Linked DNA regions of Homo sapiens: all the other regions are linked to region 1. The links are chromatin contacts, found by Hi-C or POLR2A ChIA-PET in ENCODE. All regions are on one chromosome and are shown on one strand. Each heading gives the region's core, a stretch centred on a gene start or an enhancer-like site at or near the end of the contact. The rest is flanking DNA. Distances are from core to core; before and after follow the strand shown.

Evidence for each region. A loop is a pair of places that touch in the nucleus more often than their neighbours do. ChIA-PET counts read pairs that join two places held with the same protein, here RNA polymerase II (POLR2A). Pooled maps may share reads with other maps.
Region 2: a map of endothelial cell of umbilical vein shows a loop between it and region 1 (10-fold over the local background). The contact joins the enhancer-like site here to the promoter of METTL15 in region 1. A Hi-C loop is called at or near these places in 5 of 168 maps with a recorded cell type or tissue (IMR-90, PC-9, chondrocyte and 2 more) and 4 of 50 pooled maps. POLR2A ChIA-PET finds 5 or more read pairs at or near these places in 1 of 52 experiments (A549).
Region 3: a loop to region 1 is called in a map of PC-9, with 11 times the contacts of the local background. The contact joins the enhancer-like site here to the promoter of METTL15 in region 1. A Hi-C loop is called at or near these places in 2 of 168 maps with a recorded cell type or tissue (IMR-90 and PC-9) and 2 of 50 pooled maps. POLR2A ChIA-PET finds 5 or more read pairs at or near these places in 2 of 52 experiments (BJ and MCF 10A).
Region 4: a loop to region 1 is called in a map of naive thymus-derived CD4-positive, alpha-beta T cell, with 16 times the contacts of the local background. The contact joins the promoter of LGR4 here to the promoter of METTL15 in region 1. A Hi-C loop is called at or near these places in 1 of 168 maps with a recorded cell type or tissue (naive thymus-derived CD4-positive, alpha-beta T cell) and 8 of 50 pooled maps. POLR2A ChIA-PET finds 5 or more read pairs at or near these places in 1 of 52 experiments (WTC11).
Region 5: a map of endothelial cell of umbilical vein shows a loop between it and region 1 (5-fold over the local background). The contact joins the enhancer-like site here to the promoter of METTL15 in region 1. A Hi-C loop is called at or near these places in 8 of 168 maps with a recorded cell type or tissue (A673, IMR-90, MCF 10A and 5 more), 1 of 37 single-sample maps with no recorded cell type and 12 of 50 pooled maps. POLR2A ChIA-PET finds 5 or more read pairs at or near these places in 3 of 52 experiments (H1, PC-3 and RWPE1).

What each region holds. Positions count from the first base shown.
Region 1 is chr11:28,106,389-28,110,554 of GRCh38, reverse strand. It overlaps METTL15 (methyltransferase 15, mitochondrial 12S rRNA N4-cytidine), which reads right to left and starts at 2,167. Exons shown (of 7, transcript NM_001113528.2): 1 at 2,103-2,167; 2 at 154-389. It overlaps KIF18A (kinesin family member 18A), which reads left to right and starts at 2,399. Exons shown (of 17, transcript NM_031217.4): 1 at 2,399-2,491. RefSeq lists enhancers at 34-263, 1,872-1,951, 2,138-2,661, 2,862-3,121, 2,662-3,186 and 1 more.
Region 2 is chr11:28,834,691-28,838,856 of GRCh38, reverse strand. No RefSeq gene overlaps it. Among named protein-coding and RNA genes, the nearest start is that of LINC02742, 65 kb to the left of the region's middle. Within about 2 kb of position 2,441, at least 5 of the 41 ENCODE cell types and tissues checked have a DNase peak (open chromatin) inside an H3K27ac peak, as active enhancers do; they include endothelial cell of umbilical vein and mammary epithelial cell, where a contact is called at or near this core.
Region 3 is chr11:28,757,695-28,761,860 of GRCh38, reverse strand. No RefSeq gene overlaps it. Among named protein-coding and RNA genes, the nearest start is that of LINC02742, 140 kb to the left of the region's middle. Within about 2 kb of position 2,385, at least 4 of the 41 ENCODE cell types and tissues checked have a DNase peak (open chromatin) inside an H3K27ac peak, as active enhancers do; they include IMR-90 and PC-9, where a contact is called at or near this core.
Region 4 is chr11:27,470,320-27,474,485 of GRCh38, reverse strand. LGR4 (leucine rich repeat containing G protein-coupled receptor 4) reads left to right here and starts at 1,696. Exons shown (of 18, transcript NM_018490.5): 1 at 1,696-2,368. The coding sequence starts at 2,184. LGR4-AS1 (LGR4 antisense RNA 1) reads right to left here and starts at 2,755. Exons shown (of 4, transcript NR_131170.1): 1 at 2,654-2,755; 2 at 1,529-1,708; 3 at 1,290-1,318. RefSeq lists silencers at 1,923-1,972, 2,103-2,272, 2,523-2,582.
Region 5 is chr11:28,700,301-28,704,466 of GRCh38, reverse strand. No RefSeq gene overlaps it. Among named protein-coding and RNA genes, the nearest start is that of LINC02758, 160 kb to the right of the region's middle. Within about 2 kb of position 2,231, at least 4 of the 41 ENCODE cell types and tissues checked have a DNase peak (open chromatin) inside an H3K27ac peak, as active enhancers do; they include PC-3, PC-9 and endothelial cell of umbilical vein, where a contact is called at or near this core.

The sequences.
Region 1 (4,166 bases), core at 918-3,417:
CAAACCCAGGTTGAAGGCGTGTTGAAGAGAGGGAGAGGGTCAGGGGCGTATTTTTCTTTTGCTCCGGACGAATCCAGCGACCCCTGTGGAGTACCCCCAAAGGTTTGGTGGTTTCCAAAACGAGTTCCCGGGACTCGGTCCCCTTCTCCTCACCTGAAGCACGAAGACTTCTCAGCTGGCCTCTAACTCGGGCCAGCGACTACCACTACGGTCCAGGAGAACCTGAATGCGCCGCGCGTCTAGGTCCTGCCCCTGGGGGAAACTTGTAAGGACGGACAGATTGGGTCCACGTCCGCCCAAGCAACTGAGGACCGTCTGCCTTTGGTTCCGCTGTTTCCAGCCTCAGCTGCCAAAGGGTCCTGTTGGCCTGGGGTTTCCAAACGACTTTCCTGGGGGAAATAAATAAGACCTCACTATTGCCATGTTTAAATTCACTTTTACTTTTTCCATTTTTATTTTTTGGTCTGAAACAACTTTAAATCTAACTTTTCATTTATCCTTATCTCTGCTCTTTGGTTTACAATGAAAGTATATTAAACTTGTATTCTGATAACACAGCAGTTATACTCCAATTTTTAACTAAAAGTGGGAATTTCTGTCTCATTAGCTCTATGTTTAGAAACTACAAGGAGCAAGGTGGCACAGTAGTGGGATTGATTGTAATGTCAAAATCTCTCTGCTTTAACCAAATGTACAATTCCTTTAAAATATGGACCTCATCATCTGAACACTGTTAAATGGCAAGTGTAACACTGAATTTGAAATCTAAAGTACTTGGATTAGGTGTGAAAACATCTGTGGCACTGATAAACCTTATACAATGTGGGTGTCAAAAAAGACAAACTTTAAAACACTTCTATTCTTCACCAATGATCCATGCAATTTTACAAGCAACTGGCAAAATATGCATATTTTCAGACTGGATTAAGATATTCTCTTAATGTCACTTAATCCAGAAAGTATTTCAGAGACAAATGACTCAATTCTGAATTGCCTTGCCTGTATAGTTCAAGACAAAATTTTGTGTTAGGAATTTTCTGAAAACTTCAGTTTTCTCTCAGAAAAATGAAAATAATATTACCTACGTCTCATGGGCTGTTTTGAGAATTAACTGAGAGACCATATGTAAAGGGACTAATAAAATACCTGGGAAGTCAAAACGTAAAGTACTATACAATGAGTTCTTACTGGAAATAAAGACATCTCGATTTTATTACCAAGACCAGCAGCACACAAATAACCATTTCATTAGCTAAGATACACGTAATACAGCCAAAAATAAGTAGTAGCTTTATTGATCCTCTGTCTAGTGATCAGAAACAATAATATAACATGCATCACATACAGTACACAATACTCCCGATTTTCCTCAACAGGAAATAAATGTCCATAATACAGAGGTTTCCATATATTGTTGCATTTATAATACTCTGCATGGGTATGAGTCATCCTATTTATAAAGTGATATTGAATCCACAAAATATAAGCTCCAAGAGGGAAGAGTTTGATTCCATTGCATACTATTGTGTCTAAAATCTAAATAATTGCTAAATGGATACAATAACAGTAATATATAGAACAATGAAATTCAGATACTGTTATTAAAAACACCCTGCCAAATAAAGTTATTTTAGCAAACGTATTTCCGATTTGTTCCAGGTATTTTCTCTCTTTTTAAAGTGTCTATGCTGAAATAATATCTATAACCTGGGACTTAAAAAAAATCACTTCACCTAATAATAAACCAAGCCAAAATCTTTAAATTTATTTTGTTATGCCATCATTAGACAGAGAATGTAAAAAGTAACCAAACAGAAAATAGTTTCACGGTCAGTACTAATGGGAGTAGGCCTGGAAGTCCTGAGAAATGAAGCCTGAGGCCTCAACCCAAAAGATCTCCAATTAATTCAGGTGAAGAGACCCCACATTTTGGCCCATATTAATGTGTCTGGAAGAAACAGGTCCCTACAACTTCTTGGAGGCCTCACTACTCAGAGAAAAGAAAATAAACACCCAGAACCCATTAATCCACACCCAAACTCCACCTCTCCCCCTAGCAGAGGGCATAGGCCAACCCCTGCCCGCAGCAGTCTCACTCACACCCTTAACTCTGGGACCGGGCCCTGCACCCGCCGGTCTACAGGAGGCCTGGTGATCTCAAGTGGCTGCCTCCCACCAGCAGCTCCGGCCTAGCCCCGCCCACTTTGGCCACCGCCTCCGGAAACGGCCGCGCGCGTTGCCACGGTGACGAGCAAGCAAAGAGCTTCCCCTGCGCAGCCAGGCTGAGCTTCTTGGCGCCAAGCTGCCGCGAGCCGTGACAGCGTCCGACGTGATGACATCACGCGAGCGGCAGCCAATGAAACGAAGCGCTGAGGAAAGTGGCTTGGGTTTGAATATTGTGGTTGAGTCTGAAGCGCTGGGAGGCGGACATTAAAGTGAAGTGGTTGCGGTAACCTGGCCTGGGCCTGAAGTGAGTGAGAGGCACATGAAGGTAAAACTGGACTCTGGGACGCTCCTTTTGGTGACTTGTATTATTGGGAACGGAGGGTCCTGCCGCTTCAGGTCTAGAAGACCAGGTGGGCTTCTTGACAAACACAGAAGCGTTGAGGGGTGGGGGATCAGGGTACCTGGGGAGAAAGTGAAAGGAAAAAGGGATTCGAGAACCTGCTAAGAGCACAGCTCTGCTTGACCGTAATCCTCGACTGCTCAGCTGGAAGGGCAGGGATCTCCTTAAGTCCTGAGAGGAAGTCTTAAGTTTTAAAGGGCATCTTGGCCCCTTTCCCAGACTGGCAGAGAACTTTAACTGCCCAGCACCTTGTAGTGTCAGCTTTTTTCCGGACTCCAAATTGGGAGTGTTTTGTTTCAGACTCACATATAAGCGTACCCAGGGGCTTACCTATCAAACGAGGAGCTTTTGTTCATCACTGCATAAAATTTTTGTCTGAAGAGCTTTAACTGTTAGTCTTGCACTGGTCAATCGGGAACCCCTCCTGAGCCCCAGTTGTAGGTAGCATCGAGATAAAAGCCGCTCTGACTGCCTAACGGGATTGCCGAGGATCAGATGAGGTACGGAAGAGATACTGTTTGGCAAATGCTCTGCAGATGAAATTAAACTGTAAACATTTAGAATCAGTCCTATAGTCTGTTCTTGGTTTCCGCAGGACTTTTTTTTTTTTTTAGGAGCTCATTAGTCACTCAGTTACAGAGAAGCCAAGACTGACTGCTGTTTATTATATGAGAAGAGAGTATTTGACCAGAATGAACTGATTTTGTGGTATAATATATAGTTTAGATTATGGATAATTAGGTAGAAATTTAGGCACTCTACAGATTTTAATTTTTAGTGTCATTCCACCACGTCTAGCCTCCTGTTTCGTTTTTGTAAGGTTTTTATAAACTTTGATGCTAGAGAATGTGATATCCAATGACTAGATAGTGCTTCTTATTAAGTTCATAGTTTGTAAGAACTATTTCAATAAACAAAGATTATCTACAAAGCACAATCACAAAGAAAAAAACTTAAAAGATTATCTGCCTTTAATAGTAGTAATTAATCTCCTTTTCTATTATTTATTCATTTATTTGAGACAGAGTCTCGCTCTGTGGTCCAAGCTGGAGTGCAGTGACGTGATCGCTGCTCACTGCAACCTCCACCTCCCAGGTTCAAGCAATTCTCGTGCCTCAGCCTCCCGAGTAGCTGGGATTACAGGCGTTTGCCACCACACTCGGCTAATTTTTGTATCTTTGGTAGAGACGGGGATTCACTGTGTTGGCCAGGCTGGTCTCGAACTCCTGACCTCAAGCCATCTGCCCGCCTCGGCCTCCTAAAGTGCAGGAATTACAGGTGTGAGGCAGGGCACCCAGCCCTTCCTCTTCTACTATTGAAAAGTATTTACAAATACATAATATTTTTATATTGAAAGTGCATCTTGTCCCATCATAGAAATACCCCAAATCAATTAAGAGACACGATAAAAATGATTTTTTTTTTTTTTTTTTTTTTGCTGACAACTGTGAAAACTAAGAGGAAAAAAAATAGCTCAGCTGTCAGTGCCGGCCTTCCCTCCAGTTGAACCTTTTATTCTTCCCTGATGGTTGTAAGTTGGTGGGAGTAGTGCCCCCAAGACTGATATTCCAAAAAGAGCTTTAAGATGGACTGTAGATGA
Region 2 (4,166 bases), core at 1,192-3,691, 730 kb before region 1:
TGCCCTTTTAAACTTGAGCACCCATTCATTCTCACCCCAAGTGGTTTTCAAGCTGAAACTGCCAATTATCCAAAATGTCTTCCTAGTATCTAATGTCCATACCACTTGGGGCTCCCTTATCCCATAAAACTAATTTAATGTATGAGCTTAATTACATAGAGGTAGATCAAGGGCCTTAGAGGCAAAAGGCTAACGAGGGCATTAAATCCTGAACCACTTAACAGCTGCCCCATCACTTGGCAGAACTGTATTTTAAAATAGTGTTTGAAATATATTTAAACTGAAATAAATAAAACATGTTTTCCTGTAAATGATGCCAAGTCCTGCCAATTAAATTCATATCTATTTAAAAAAAAAAAGATCTTTAGCTCTCAACAAATGCTGGCTGCTTCTTTCCACTAAAAGCAATTCTGAGCATTCATGCTCTCACTTCTTCCCTGTATCATTATGCTGTGTTCCTCTTGTTAATATTTAAAGCTTCTGAAACTGTTTTTCCCATATGCTTTTGGACTAGAATGAAAAACTTAAGTTTTCCATTTTTATGAAGCCTTGTAAGAAATAATCTCATTAAGAGATTACTATTCTCTTAAGAAAAGATAATGCTAATATAAACAACATAAATTCTTACTAAATATGAAGAAAAGAAAAAGGTAAGATTTTATAGAATACATTTCATCTTTATCATACTGTACTGTTGACCATTAAACTTGATTAATAACAATGATACAGCAATAATCATAATTTTTCAATGTGAAATTTCAGGTACATTCCCAAACACTTTACATATACTTTTGTTAAATTATATACTCACTACTACTATACAATTATTTTTCTTTTTTTTTTTTGAAACAGAGTCTCGCTTTGTCACCAGGCTGGAGTGCAGTGACACAATCTTGGATCACTGCAACCTCCGCCTCATGGGTTCAAGCAATTTTCCTGCCTCAGCCTTCCGAGTGGCTGGGATTACAGGCGCCCACCACCATGCCCGGCTAATTTTTGTATTGTTAGCAGAGATGGGGTTTCACCATGTTGGCCAGCATGGTCTGATCTCTTGACCTCGTGATCTACCCGCCTTGGCTTCCCAAAGTGCTCAGATTACAGGCATGAGCCACCGTGCCTGGCCTACCACTATTTTTCAAATAAAGAGACTTAGTATCAGCGATTGAAGAAACTTGCCTAAGATTTCAGAGTTGTAAGCACCTAACCTAGAATTTGTGCCCATATCTGTCTAACATGAAGTGAAATCACTATGTTATTCTGCCTTTAAATTTTATAGTTGGTGTTGTTAACCAGATATGATAATGGAAACCACAAAACATGTACATTAATCTAGATGTTACAGACTCAATGAAAGAGTGACTATTATTTGGATCATAAATCCCAATTTATGGGATGAAATGATGAAGTCATATGATCAGAGGAACTATCTTCTCTGAATTGAGGGGCTGATACATCAATACAGGATATTTTAAGGACACTGAGGTTTTGAGCACTGAAGAAGATGCACTTTCTGTGTCCTGATAGAGTGGGGATCCCAGCTGAAATGTAACGGGTTGGGGTACAAAAAGGGCTGGACATCTTTGGTAAATTGCTGGAAGAGTCCTATCTAAAGTTAATTTTAATAAAGTGCATCTTACAGAGCCATGAACAAAAAGGTGGACCCAGTTTGAAAGCCAGAATCAGAGGAGAAGAACAAATCTGACTGCAATAAGCTGTTTCTTAGATTGATCTCCAAGTACAGCCACTTCCTCAGACTAGATTCTAAGATTCTAAATCAGTGTTAATGAGAATATGAGTGAAGGGGATGGGAGGGGACTCTATATAAAACACCAAAGTTTTCTCTCTCTTCAGATAAATCTTACCTGTCTTTAATCAACTCTACAGCAGTTCACTACTTTGATAAGGACACTTACTCCTCTCACCACCCAGCTTATAATACTTTACTCTTGAGTAAGACATCAGACCTTAACGAGGCTATTCTAGCTCTTATAGGCATCAGGTTGCAGCATTCTCTCCCTTATTCTCTGTAATTTACCTACTCTGGATTTTTTCAGATCCTGAGAAGTTTCACACTCCAACTGGCACAGAATCTTTGGGTGATTTCTTTTGCTGTGATAATGGACCCCTTGTTCCCACTCTGTGCATCCCTACATTACTTAGCTAGTGCTTACTAATCCTTCAAATCTCATAGCAGTCTCTTCCTTTAGAATTCTTCCTGTGATTGTGGTCTTGTGTGCGTCATTATTGGACTTATTTGAGTAAAGTCTGGCTCTTCTACTTAACGTGGGTGCTTTTGCTAACTATTTTATATCCAGCACCAAGCACTATGCCTGGACTGAGTACACATTCTTTAAATGTTTGCTCCATGAATAAATGGACTTTGGTACCAACGGAATGCTGCTTTAGAACCCTCTAACAGGATATAACACAAGAGAATGAAAGCCAATCCCTCCTTCTTTCACAAAAGAAAATTACACAGCCCAGTGATCACTTCCTGTGTCCCATCACAGCATGAGACTGGCAAGAGCTGGCAATGCCCTGCAGCATCAGACTGCAGAACTCTGTAGAAGCTATGGAGGTTCCTGGCAGTGTCTGAAAAATGTAGTGACATTTTTACATTTAGTGGGAGTGGGAGTCTAGGCAGGAGACAAGTGGAAAATTAGTATCACCAGGTAACTAGTCAAATTGATGATGGAGATATTTTCTTGATCATGTTTGAGACATCTTCTAAGAACTCTCAAAACATAACTCTTGAAGGTTTTTAAAAATCTGAATGTCCTGATTTGGTAGATTCAGGCTCAAGTATTTAAAATTTCAAGACGAGTGTGTTAATTTCCCACTAATCCAGACCAAGGTCAAGGCCCTGTTAGAGGAAGAAAGTCAGTGATCGCTGACTCATGGCCAGCAATTAGAATGTAGGTGCTGGCTCTTTGCTCATAAACCACATGATTTAGGACAATTAGAGGATAATGTTGCTTCGGGATTTCTACATTTAGCATTTGGGCCTATCTCTTGTTTTATTATTTCTTTATTATTCTATAGTTGTAGATGTGCTTTCAGAATTTACTGAGCCTCAGTATTTAGAATAATGTATTGCTGTTAATGTGTTTTTTTAGCCACAATCTTAAACATTTCCATCTTTCTATTACTTGGAAACCATATTAGTTAATACATCAATTTCATAACATTGCAAAAAGATTTAAGACATTACACATATTACCCTAATTTGCTTCTTAGGATAATATGTCAAGATTTCTCCCCATATATATATATTTTTCAAACAACCATTCCAGATGTCTTTGGCTGTAGTTTGCTCCCAAGAGGGAAGAGTGTGGTGATGGACCACCCAGATTCTTTTTGCTAAGCTAATGCAATGGGAAATTAAGTCTTTGCACTGCCATCAGTCCCCAAGCCTTCCATTCCTTTTTCTTGTCCCTTAAATTATTAGCAATTCCTGTTGTTCATTTTTTTAAAAGCATTTCTATGGGCCTTTCATCTTGTGCTCATCTCCCCTCATGGTTTTTTTTTATATATACTTTAAATTCTAGGGTACATGTGCACAACGTGCAGGTTTGTTGCATATGTATACATGTGCCATGTGCGTATGCTGCACCTATTAACTCATCATTTACATTAGGTATATCTCCTAATGCTATTCCCCCCCTCCCCCAACGTGGATGAAGCTGGAAACCCTCATGTTCTTAATGCCAGCAACATCTGCTGGTCCTGAAAAGCTTGCTGGCTGATACACTCAGATTGTTAACATAATACTAACAGTCAAATACTTGGTGACTCATGACCTATCAATTGACTTTCAGCTCTTGTTCTTTCAGTTTAAAACTGGCAAATTAAAAAGAAAATACATGCAAATTCTGCAAACAGAGACAGCCTTTTGTCAGCTGGAATCGAATTTCCTTGTAGTCTTTTTTCAATGAATTTCTCAACTTTTCTTCTTCCAGCACACTCCCTTTTACCTCAATTTTTGCTAAGGAGTGTTTCATTTTCTTCTCATTCTTCTCAGTTGCCTAACTCTTACCTATGAAGCCTCTCTCAAGTCTATATTTTCAGTGAAGCTCTCACTCACTAATGCAATAGTTGTAGGCTTCATAGCTACTGGGAATCTCCATCCAGATGTGCCACAAGCAATTCACTTCCTGTGCTCCTAA
Region 3 (4,166 bases), core at 1,136-3,635, 650 kb before region 1:
CTTTTTGTACTCTACTGCAAGTATCACAGAGGTAGGATGGCCTTTGAAACTAAGTTTGTTCCAGGTCCTCTACGGAAAGCTAGTGTCCAAAAATTGTCTAAATGAAAATTTTTTTGTGATTTGTTGATGCCAGAATTTCCCTTGAAACAGATATATATTTCCCTAGCATGGTTCAAGGCTATACTACAGGTTTTTCCCATTCCAAAACCTTGATGTGTGGATAAACACAAACACAGCCCACCTGGAAGAAAGTGGAATCTACTGGGTAGAGAAAAGACGCTGCTTGCCATTGGAGGCTAGTAATTCCTGGGTATCATTATTCTGTCTGTTGTCACTTGTCCTAAGTTGCAAATCAATACAGTCTGAGTAGCTCAAGAGGTTAAAAAAAATCTAAATACAAAATATTTCATGTTGTGATTTTCTTCTAATTCTGTCTTGAAGCCTCTTTCTATCCCTGCTCTGTTAGAACTCCAGCAAAGGTGGTCTTGGATGTTTACGGTATGCTTTCACGGGATGATTCTTTATCCAGGCAGACAGCCTAATGGTTAAGTGCCCACCCCATGACCAGGTGTGCCTCTCACAGAAAACTTGTTTATACTGGCAGATGTTCTGTGGCTCTTTTCTGGCCTGTATCCAGTTTATTTCTACCAAGATAGCCACTTTGTAGGAGAGCCCTGACCAAAAGGAGTGTTACGTTTGAGCATGTTGGTCAGGTGAGACACAGAGGAGGCAGAACAACAAAACACATGACATAACAGAAGCATTTGATTACTTACAAATCCACAAGAAAAAAGGATGTTCACAACAGCCAACAGGAAGCGCAGAGATAGCAAGCGTTCTCAACCAGCAGGAGAGAAGTAGGAGAGAGAGGACTAGGCTTTTATTAAGCTTCATGAGCATTATCTGTTTTGCTTTTCCTCAGGGGTTTTGAATTGACTGGTTTAAAGGAAACACATGCGAAGGGGGAAAGTTACTTATATGAGTCAGGTGTTAACCATTAGGTTTATTGTGGTCAGCGGCTTTGGGATTTGTTGGGTTTTGGGTCAGTGAAATGAACAGAGGGCTATATTGCAAAGAACCACACAGAGAGGAAAAGTTTTAACTAGGCCAAAGGTGATGGAGTATAATTGAATTTCAAATACCTATGTCTGGCATAAAAATGGATCCCGAGGCAGCAACTGTATTAAACAAATTGATGTAACTCATTACTCGAATTAGTAAATAAAAAAGGTAATAAATATATGTATCTGAACAAAATAGCTGAACCTGTAATTAAGTTTAATAACATATACTAGTAAATTCTAGGGTAGATTTTTGAGCCATTTTAGATCTTGCATTCTACAAACTTTAAAAGACTACTTAAATAGTGATTCTTCTACCATTAACAAAATAATTCATGGTGAATGGCAATTTGTTTACAGTAATAATATATTTATTTACCATCAGCAATATAATATATAGTTTTAAACCTCAGACCAATGTCCTATCTTTCTTTTGTTCAAAGAATCATCTTTATGGTCTTAAGGCAGAGGATAAACAGCACATTCCATAATGGAGTAAAGTTTTCCTTCAACATCTCAACATTCATAATGAAAGCTAGTCAAGTTTGAAAATATTTTCTTTCACTTCAATCAGACATTACTGGATTAGCTACTTTATGAGTCTATTCCTGCCTGGTCTAGGTTCTTTCTAATTTTCTAAAATAATTTAACTAACAATACTTCTTAGTCCTGGAACTTCAAAGAACATTGACACTCTAAAGAAATGTAATTAACCTCTAGTTCAGAGATGTTTGTGGGATTTTATCTTATTTATCAGCTCTAATAATTTGGTAGTTGCTGCCAGAGTACTATATTGAGAATGATTCTGAGGTTATATCTGGTCTCAGGATGGAAGAATACAATGATCAATTAGTAATGTCTGGCATAGGAAAAAGAGGGATGGCAATGTAATTGCCACTTACTTCCCATCCCTACCATAAGTCAAATTTGTCATTTTAGACTGAGAAAAAAAAAAAAAACAAACAAAAACAGGCTTATCCAAGGTCTCACAGCTATTGAATGATAATGTTTAGTCTAAAAACCCACCATGACTTCGAAACAATATTTTTTGGGGAATAGACATTTGTCACTTTCCAACTTACCATCATCCACTTCCCAATATTTTTATTAGTCCTTTACTGTGTGCCAATGTGGTTGGAAGATGATTTCTAGTTCTTGATTCCTTTTGCTATTCCTTTCTCAACCACAGCAGCTGGGACCTTCCTCTACCTGGCTATACCACAGAACAGGCCAATAAGCTAGGCTTTGCTGATAAGGTGTTTGTTCTGGAACTCTGAATCTTAAGTAATGCAAAGAATGAGGAAATGGGGGAGGGAGGGTTGTTAGATGATCCCATAGCCAGAGTTCATGGATCAGAAAGTTGTTGCAGCATGATTTTGACTACATTTCCTGCTATCTTGATTTACAACTCTTGGTTTTCTAAACCTTAGACTACCAAGTTAATTGTCACTTCTGGGAAACTGATGTCTTTCCAATGCATCTCCTTTTTCTTAAGGCCAGAGATAGGTTCTGTTGCTTCAAACCAGAGATCTTGACTGATAATTTGTTTAGCTCCACAGTCATGAGCAAATGTTAGTGATGCAATGTTTTTCTCAGCCAAATTATACACTTATATTTTCAACCCACAAAAACTGAGTAAAACATTTTTCATTGAAAAATATAAAAGATTCTCCTGTGCCGAAATCATCAATGTTTGACATCAGAAAGTAGTAGGCTGAAGGGTATAAAATGATAAATACCAGTCATCATTTTGTCATTTGATAAAAACATCTACAGTCATGTTATTTCAGACAGTAGACCAGCACAATTATACCATGATATTGGGCCTCTTTTTTTTTTTTTTTTTTTTTTTTTGAGATGTAGTTTCGCTCATGTTGCCCAGGCTGGAGTGCAATGGTGCGATCTTGGCTCACTGCAACCTTGGCTCACCACAATCTCTGCCTCCTGGGTTCAAGTGATTCTCCTGCCTTAGCCTCCCGAGTAGCTGGGATTACAGGCATATGCCATCACGCCTGGCTAATTTTGTATTTTTAGTAGAGACAGGGTTTCTCCATGTTGGTCAGGCTGGTCTTGAACTCCCAAGCTCAGGTGATCTGCCCACTTCGGCCTCCCAAAGTGCTGGGATTACAGGCGTGAGCCACCGTGCCCAGCTGATATTGGTCCTCTTAACATATTTCAAATGTCATCAACATTATCTTATTCTTTCAATGGCAATCATGAAAAAGCAAAAATTAAATAGCTGAAATTACACAAAGACTTGGCTTTATGGATTAAATAAGAACTGACTGGGGAAAATTCCCTCACTTTCTCTGCTCTGTGTTCAGAATATATAATATCTGCTGACGCTAGGTAGTAAAAATATATATATATTTCTAAGATTAAAGTCTGGTTTACAGACATTTTGTTCACATAAGCTGTAACAAACTAGTAAAAAGTCTTACTACAAAAGTCTCCAGTAAAATACATTGGCAAATCTACTCCTAAGCCGTGGTTTACTTATCTGCTGTCAAGAAGAAAAGGTAAGTAGATATGCTGTATGAGAACCTTATAATGTATTTCCATCATACTGATATCACTTTGAGGCTATTCCATAGGGTATATATCACTCTTCTTGACTATTTACATTAAGACTCCATTTAACATTTTTTTCTTTTAGCCTTTCTGTCTTCATTAATGAAAAACGCTACATTAAGAAATTTCTGCTTGCTTTTCCTTCTTGTTTCATATAGAGACCCATGTGTAATCTGCAAAGTAGTCTGAAAAGAATGGCACAAGCAGTCAAAATATTTACATATTTCTCTGTAAAATATTTCATATAAAGATTTAACAGGCGTAAGTAAGCTATGACAAGCATGCTCACTTATCTGAAGAAAAATACTTTGAGCTGATTTTCTGGCACTGAAAGGAAAGCTGGCTAAGTGACATCTTCCTTTATGGAATGCAATGATTAAACCAATGAGTTGTGCTTTACCTTCTCCAGGAAGGTCAGTATGATATGGAGCTGCTTTCAGTGATGCCCAACATATTGCACTTGAACTTACAGAACCTGTCACTAATATCGGTAAGTAAAAGCAAGGCTTAATGTTGAGGTTAAAACAAAAATGA
Region 4 (4,166 bases), core at 447-2,946, 640 kb after region 1:
TCTCGAGCCTCAGATTTCTTATCTATAAAACCAGAGTTTTCTGGGGGTCTTTAAGTTGTCTTTCAGCCCTGCAGTGAGAGGAGATATGTCATTCCTAAAACTTGAAATGAAGGCATATGTTTATTTATTAACTCTCTAGCTTCTAGACAGATTTACTGTATGTGACTTATGTGCCCAACCTGACATTATCTTTTAGATAAACTCCCAAATACAAAGATGATAAAATTTTTTCATTTTAAACTTATAGGTCTGCATCAACCTGTTTCCATTGTCCTAAGTTTTATTTACATACGATGGCTAGTCAACTTTATATGATAATTATCTTTAAATCCTGCTTTTTTTTTTTTTTTTTTTTTTTTTTTTTGAGACAGAGTTTTGCTCTTGTTGCCCAGGCTGGAATGCAATGGCGCGATCTCCAGCTCACCGCAACCTCCGCCTCCCGGGCTCAAGCAATTCGCCTGCCTCAGCCTCCCGAGTAGCTGGGATTACAGGCATCTGCCACCACACCCGGCTAATTTTGTATTTTTAGTAGAGACGGGGTTTCTTCATGTTGGTCAGGGTGGTCTAGAACTCCCAACCTCAGGTGATCCGCCCGCCGCAGCCTCCCAAAGTGTTGGGATTACAGGCGTGAGCCACCGCGCCCGGCCGAATCCTGCTTGTTTTAATGTATTCATTAAAAATGTCTCCATTATAGAGTAAAACGACTCAACGCCATGGCAGAGAGCAAGAAACGAAGTACCCTTAAAGCCGTAGTTGGTACAGGTAATGATTCCGTGGGGTCTATTAGGCCACAGGGACTCAAAATCCAGAAGAGGAGGGAATGCTGATAATTACCTAACACCAACGTTGCTGCTGGCTTCTCAGCCGTAGTCACCTCCCACTCAGATGTTTTGGAAATTGTCCAGTGTTCAGAAACATCACTTTCTCTGACCTTTTACAAAATTCCTGTGTTTCAGGATTTTAAAGTGCGTGAGAAAGGAGTCTAATTTGCAGTCACCAAAAACACCAAATACAGAGAGAGGACTGGGGAGAATGAATTGCTAAGACTTAGCTACCAAATGTGTATCAAGATAGGTGTAAAGATCCCAGGTGAAGTGAGGCACTGGAGAGGGTACACTTTTAACTTAGTGTATAGCTAAAACCCAAAGATGTGTGTCAGATCGAGGGAAACTTTTTTCCTCCTCTTCAAAATCTTTTTTCCGTTTGCAGAGCTCCAGACGTCCTCGCCCTTTGGAACAGCGGAGAGTCATTTAAAACTTAACTGAACGCTGGAGGGAAGTTCTACTTACCAGGTCATCCAATTTAGGAGATCCAATTTCTGCGGAGGGAACAAAAAGACGGGTGGGGGAGGGAAAAACTAGACCCCTTGTCCTACTATCCTTCTACCTTCAATCCACAACCTGCCAGACAAATCCAGCCAAGTCAAGATTTTGCCTTGAACCACCACCACCACCACCACCACCACCGCCGCCACCACCACCACCACCACCGCCGCCACCACCACAACCACCACCACCTTGTCACTCACGCCCGAGAAACACGCCCCTCTGGTCCTCCTCTTGGCCAATGGCGGCTCTCCTCTCTGCATAGTAATGAGCTCGAGACCTCCCCGGGCCAATGGCGCTCCGGGAGAAGGGATACTTTTGCATGTACCTAAGTGATTTGCATAAGCCAGCGGCCGGGGGTTTGGGAACCAGAGCGTGCAACCCTAGAAGGGAAAAGGACGGGAAGAGATTGAGCCGCGGCTGGGAGACAGCGAGCCAGAGTCTGGGTGTTTGTGCGAGAGCCACGGCGGGGGCTGGGGCGAGTGGCCGGCATGGCTGAAGGCTGCGCTCTGCAACCTTGAAGAGCCGCTGCATTGAGAGGCCAGGGACAGGGAGACCGGTGCGATGGCAGAGCGCGGCCCCCGCCGCTGCGCCGGGCCGGCCCGGCTGGCGTGAGCCGCCGGAGGAGCGGGGCTGCCTCTGCGCGTCCATGGAGCAGCGGGAAGGGCGAAACTCCGGAGCGCCGCGTCCCTGCGCCGCTGCGGCGGACTGCTGAAGGGGCCGAGCCCGCGCGGACCGCCGAGGAAGAGACCCCCGCTCCAGCCCGCAGGCCGGCTGCCCGGGGGCGGCGGGGGACATCGGAGGGCAGCGGAGCGAGCAGCGCCGCGGGAGAGGCCGGCGCGGGAGGCGGCCGCAGCAATGCCGGGCCCGCTAGGGCTGCTCTGCTTCCTCGCCCTGGGGCTGCTCGGCTCGGCCGGGCCCAGCGGCGCGGCGCCGCCTCTCTGCGCGGCGCCCTGCAGCTGCGACGGCGACCGTCGGGTGGACTGCTCCGGGAAGGGGCTGACGGCCGTGCCCGAGGGGCTCAGCGCCTTCACCCAAGCGCTGTGAGTGCGGGCGGCGGGGACGCGAGGGGGGGGGAGGAAACGGGGCCCAGCGGGGGGCGCCGCGGGGCGGAGCCAGGGGTCAGTCCCACCCCACCCCGCCCCGCCGCCGCCCGGGCCTGGGGAGGGGGTCCGCCGGTCACCTGCGTGCGGGCTGCCTGGCACCCACTCCTGTGCCACGGGCTTTCCGCACTTTGCTAGTCCGGGTTCGAGCCAGCAGTAGCTTTCGTTCCCAGACTTTTTGGGCACAAGCACCCTCCCACCCCACCGCGCACACCCCCAACTCACAAGTGCATCTGGGGCCAAGAAGGAGGAAGTAATCTAAAAACGCTTGCCCCTGGCAGCCTGTCCACGCGACCTTCCCTTCTCATGAGGGCCCTCGCTCAGCGGGCAGGAGTTCCGCTACTGGCGGGGCTGAGGGCGCCGAGAACTTGGCCTCAGTCTGCATACCGAGGCATGTCTCGTGGGGAAGCACCTGGAGCCTCCTGGGTTCCAGCATGTGGGGAGAAGAAACACCTGTACCTCAGTCAGGGCGAATCTCCTTCCAATTTGGCCCCATCCAGGTAGTGCGTCCCGGCACCTACCTCGGCCCAGTTCCACTCGGGACTACCCCACTAACGCCCAGGCTTCTGCAGCACGCAGGGGAGTCCGAGAAAACAAGGGAGAATTACAGGGTTCTGTTGGTGGACATGCTCTTACCCAACAAGGCCTTTTAAAGAAGGAATGCTGACCTGAGGTGCAGGATGTTGGAAGAGAAGCAAGTTCCGGAGCATATGCTCAGCCCAGGCTGCAAGGTAGCAGCAGGTTTCTAATGCACCTTCACGCAGCCAGCAGATCTTTTCTTTTGAGCTGCCTGAGATCGAGAGACACACTGAAATGTTTCAGACTTACAAAATCGCCCTGCCAAAACGGACTTGAGAGCTTTAGACGTTCCCTTGAGAAAAGAAGAGGAATCTGAACTAGGTTGTGGAGGTGGTGGCAAAGGCCACGGATAGAGGAGGAACAGGGTAGGGTTTTTGTGTTCTTATTGCTTCTTGCGTTGCGTGGCCAGCTGAATGCTTAAATCAGGAGCAGTCGAAGAAACGTGTGAGAGAGGAAGGGATCCTGAGGGGCCCTAGGGTAGAGGGAATTTCCTTTTACCTGTAGTGGAAGGGACCTCTTAGAAATAGACAGTTTTAAAGGACCCTGTGAAGAAATCTTTATGCAGGCAGGAGCATTGCTGTATTTCCAGGTGGGTGGTGGCAAAGGTGTTCCGCTTGCCCTCTCAGGATGGACTTTTAGTGAGCATCGAGGCCTGTTGTCTTGGAACCTGTTTCATTCTTCTACCTTCAGCCTTCCCCTCCCCATTTGTTATTTTTCCTGTCTCAGGTTAGTTTTAGTTATGTATTTGAGGTTTTTTTTTTTTTTCAGTATAGTGAAGTTTAACTTGTCATTAAAAAAAAAAGTTAACTTTGCAGTGAAGAGCATTTTGTTCATAAAGTTACATTAAGTGGGAAAGTTTGAGCAGGAATTGATTGAATCAAGAGAAAGAAGACCTGTGGAGAGGAAATGGGACTAATTTTTCCCCAAGTTCTCTAGAAACGTTTAGGGAATTCGTGCAGAAAGAAATGCAGAAAGAAAGGTCCCTTTACCTGAACCTCTTGCAAGGCTCTGCATAGAATAGAAAAGCACAATTTTACTATTTTGACCAGTAGTAAAGACCTTGTTTAGCAGATTCCTCACATTTTAGTGAGTAGACTTGTCCTATAAGGAAACGGGCTGTTTTACATTAGTATCTAAAACCACAGAGAAATAATCACAC
Region 5 (4,166 bases), core at 982-3,481, 590 kb before region 1:
TAAAATTGCCACCCTTACTACCAGGAAAGAAATTGCCAGTTCACCTTCTCACCATGATTTTTCTCCATGGCTCTTAATTCACACAACATACCCTTTTTCTCCCCCCAGTTTTTTATTTGATTTCTGATTTACTTACACTAGAAAGGAAACTCCATGAAGGTAGGATTATATTACAGTTTTATTAATTTCTCTTTTATTTATCTTATTTTTTGCTGCTGCATCCTTGTGTCTAAAACAGTGACGACAGTACAAACTCTAAATATTTGTTGAGTGAATGGATGTTGTTATGTTGATAAGAATTTGGACTATGGTGGCAACAACTGTTTGAAAAGGAAGAAAAGAAAAAAATCAAAGGAGAAGGGAAACAGATGGAAAAAAATCGCAAGTACTAAGTGGTCTGCTGGAAAAAAGGAGGAAGGAAGGAGAAAGACTGAGGTTGTCACAAGAGCAGCCCATTGTCACTCATATTTCTTAATATAATTGCATAAAACTAACTCTCACACAGGCACCCCTTCCCCTAAAAGTAACAATGACACAAATGAAGGGAACAAAAGCCTCCTATCATCAAAAAAATATCACTTTTCATAAGGTAAATCCTCTCAACACATTAAGGAAGACAAAAAGAAACTCAGCATGTCTCAATTTCAAAAAGGTTCTATTTTTAAGCAAGGCACAATTATTGGTAGGAAAATAGGTCTGAATATTAAATGACTTGCCCGAAAATAGTGTAACCATTCCTTGAGCACAGCGAGCCTGATAATTTTCTCGGTATATTTTCTAGTACCCAGATAGTGCCTAGCATTTAATTGACTCCTGATACATGCTTAGAGAACTGAATAGGACTAAAATACAAGGAGAAAGTTAAACATTCGTCTAAATTGCTCTCAAACCTCTATGATCCCTACTACTTGAGTTGTTTGACAAATAAGAGTTACAGTTTTTTAGATGATGTCATATACTACTCAATTTGTTGTCAACAAAGAGTTTCAGTAACACCTGAAATCCATGCTAAGTGCAGTACAAAAGACAGAAATAAATTATACTATATACCATAATCATAAAAATAGTTCAATACATATGTATTTATTAACTTAAAAGCCTGCAGTCTTTTGACCTCAAGAAACCTCCAATCTAGTGGGAAGGTGAGAAGTGCATACTAAGAAAAACTATAGAAAAATCTGATATATAATCCAATTAAATTATTTTTAAAAGGAAAAAGCCAAGTTGTACAGATATTCATGTAAGGGAAAAAATAATGTAGACAGAAAAGCTTTATATAGGTTGTGAAATAAACTAGCCCCTTTGGGGAAAATACAGCAAGGGAGAGTAAGGAACTGATCAAATGGCAGGCGGGGGAGGAGGGTTAAGATAAGAACATTCCAGATGGGAGGATCATTAAGGTAGGCTGGGCACAATGGTGCATACCTGTTGTCTCAGCTACTTAAGAGGTTGAGGCAGGAGGATCACTTGAGCCCAAGAGTTGGAGACCAACCTGGGCAACATAATGAGACCCTGTCCCCCCAAAAAAGGGTATTCCAGAGATGTCACAAACAACATAATGAAAAAATATGACTCTTCCTCAATTCCAGAGTAAGACATAATAGGCAAGAAAACATAATAGGCAACACTTACTTGAGAAACAGCCTCTGAATCCTCAAGTCTTGACCACCCTAGGAGAGTAGATGATAATCAACTCTTTTTAACTTCTCTATGATACAGAAAAGAGCCAGAGCCACAGAGAAGGATAAAGAGAACAGCTCTCTGAAAGTCCTCCTACAAACTACAGGAAATAAAATCATTGAGAAGGGAGAAAAGGAGAGCTGTACACTTCTAAATCTTGACATTGCTCAGCAAAGCACCTTGCCTTAATAAAAATGAAATCTTCACAAGTTATACATATTTAATTTACTGATTCAAAGATGAGTCAGAAGAGGAAAACAATAGTTGTGAACCTTTCAGTGGGAGGAAGAGATGTTTTCTAAAGTGTTCCCAAAGCCTTTCCGAGGTCAATCTTGTCCTGAGGTTGCAGTAAATGCATAGAATTTGTATTCTTAGAAGTGGCTTGATGAGACCAGAGTAATCATAATTCTTATGAAGTAGATGTCATTAATCAATAGGAGGGGATATAAAAAGTCACACTTCTCCCTCCCTGTGCCAGGAAGGAGGATGGCATTCCATTTCTGGATGTATGCCATAGCCGGCAGTGACTCATCCTATGCCAACATACCACAGGGACGTGAGGGGAAAAGGAAGAAGTGAGGACTGTGACAGCCCAGGAAAGCAGTGGCCACCATAATCAATCCAACACAAGCCTTTTGTAATAGCTTCATTAATAAGAGTTTTGCTGAATCAGAGGCCTTTAGAGCTGGAAGAGGCTTCAGTGAGCATGTAGTAAAAAACCCTCTTTTTACAGATGAGCAAACTGAGTCCCAGAGGAAGATATGACTGCTCCAAGGACAGAAAGCAAGTGAATGGCAGAGACCAACACAGAGCCAGGAGCCCTCGATCACATCTCTGTACTACTACTCCTTTCGTAACAATCACAATAATGATGAAAACGTCCCAACCATCTGCATTCCAGAAACCATTTGTAGGTTGGTTGGGGAACTTAGTGTCCCCATAAAAATCATGATGTGTGAGATGGGGCTTTGGAGAGCAGTGATGAAATATTTAAGGGGACTGGAGTTGGGGCAGGGGGGTAATGACAGTTTCCAGATTAGTCCTTAAAACTTACTTCATCTAAAATCTATTGGAATAACCACTCTACAAATGAAACATGATTACAGCCAAGTCCCTTCCATAGCATTCCTATGGAATAATGCAGTTGGAATATAGGTGAAGGAGGCAAGCATGTACATTGTACCCTGAATGCCAATGACTCTTGCCAGAGAATCATGGATGGAATGTGGATGGAGGAGCTGTGTTCCAGCAGCATTAACTCTGCACTAATAGGAAAGGCAAGTCTTTCATTCAGTCACTGCCTAGTTGTCCTGATAAGAGGGTAAAAGGGAAGCAACAAAGGGTAGTGCTTTACTGTGCCACTCCCCCATTCAGATGTAGGCTTTACTAAGTCTGGTTCTCAAGATCCAGGTGTGTGACTGACCCACTGTGAGCTTTGCACTGAACTGGATTCTTTCATATGGTCTAGCTTGTAAGCAAAGACTGACCATTGCTGAATGGCTAGGGAGGATTGGATATAATTGCACTGACAACAACAATAAAGATAACAGATAGCTAAATGTTACTGTTTATATATTATTATGTGCTGCGTAATATGCTAACAATTGTACATATGTTGTTGGTACTCTTTACACCATTTAGGTTGATGATATTATCCTCACTTTATAGAAGATGAAACTGAGGCTTAGGACAATAAAACAACTTATTCAGTACAGTTTATAAGAAATCGAGGATACTAACACAGAATTGTCTGACTCACAAGTTTAGCCTTGCAAAAATGCCATAAAATAAAGCCCTTCAAGCCATATTGGATTCTACTTTGGGCATAATTAGCACTGGATACCAGTCAAATGCCACAGCCTCAGGTGTCACTGAGCTAGGATGTGGCAAGACTAAAATGTGATGATTTTCATTCATCAAATACATTTATAAAATGACTATCTATAAGGAAGCACACACCATGGAAGGCACTAGAATAACAAGATGCATAAAGTCCCTGACCTCATTAAGTTTCAGAATCATATCTTTGCAGTCTTGCCCACCAATACCTTCAACAAGAGCACCTAGATCATGTGTGTGTGTTTTTTTTAATTGACAACAATCATCTACCCTGGATTTTTTAGGCCAGTTTATATTTTAAAAAACTACCTCTTGGTCAGACCACTTTATCACTTTTTTGTACACTGAGATCAATTTCTCAACTGGTCTCTCAACCAGCACTTTCTCATTCCCCTCTAGACTATCATAATTATTTCTGCCAAATTTATTCCTCTGAAGCATAGCTCCTTGTTATCCTGTATTTACAGCTGAAGAAACTAAGGCTTAGAGAATCTCAGGAGCTTGGCAAGAGTATAACAATCAAGAAATGGGGGAGCACAATTCAGAGCCAGGTTCATCTATCACTGAGTCCATGTTCTTCCTCTCACTCCGTATCTATATTTTGGAAGCTGAACCTGAATGGTCATAAAATCACCAGGTCGTATTTC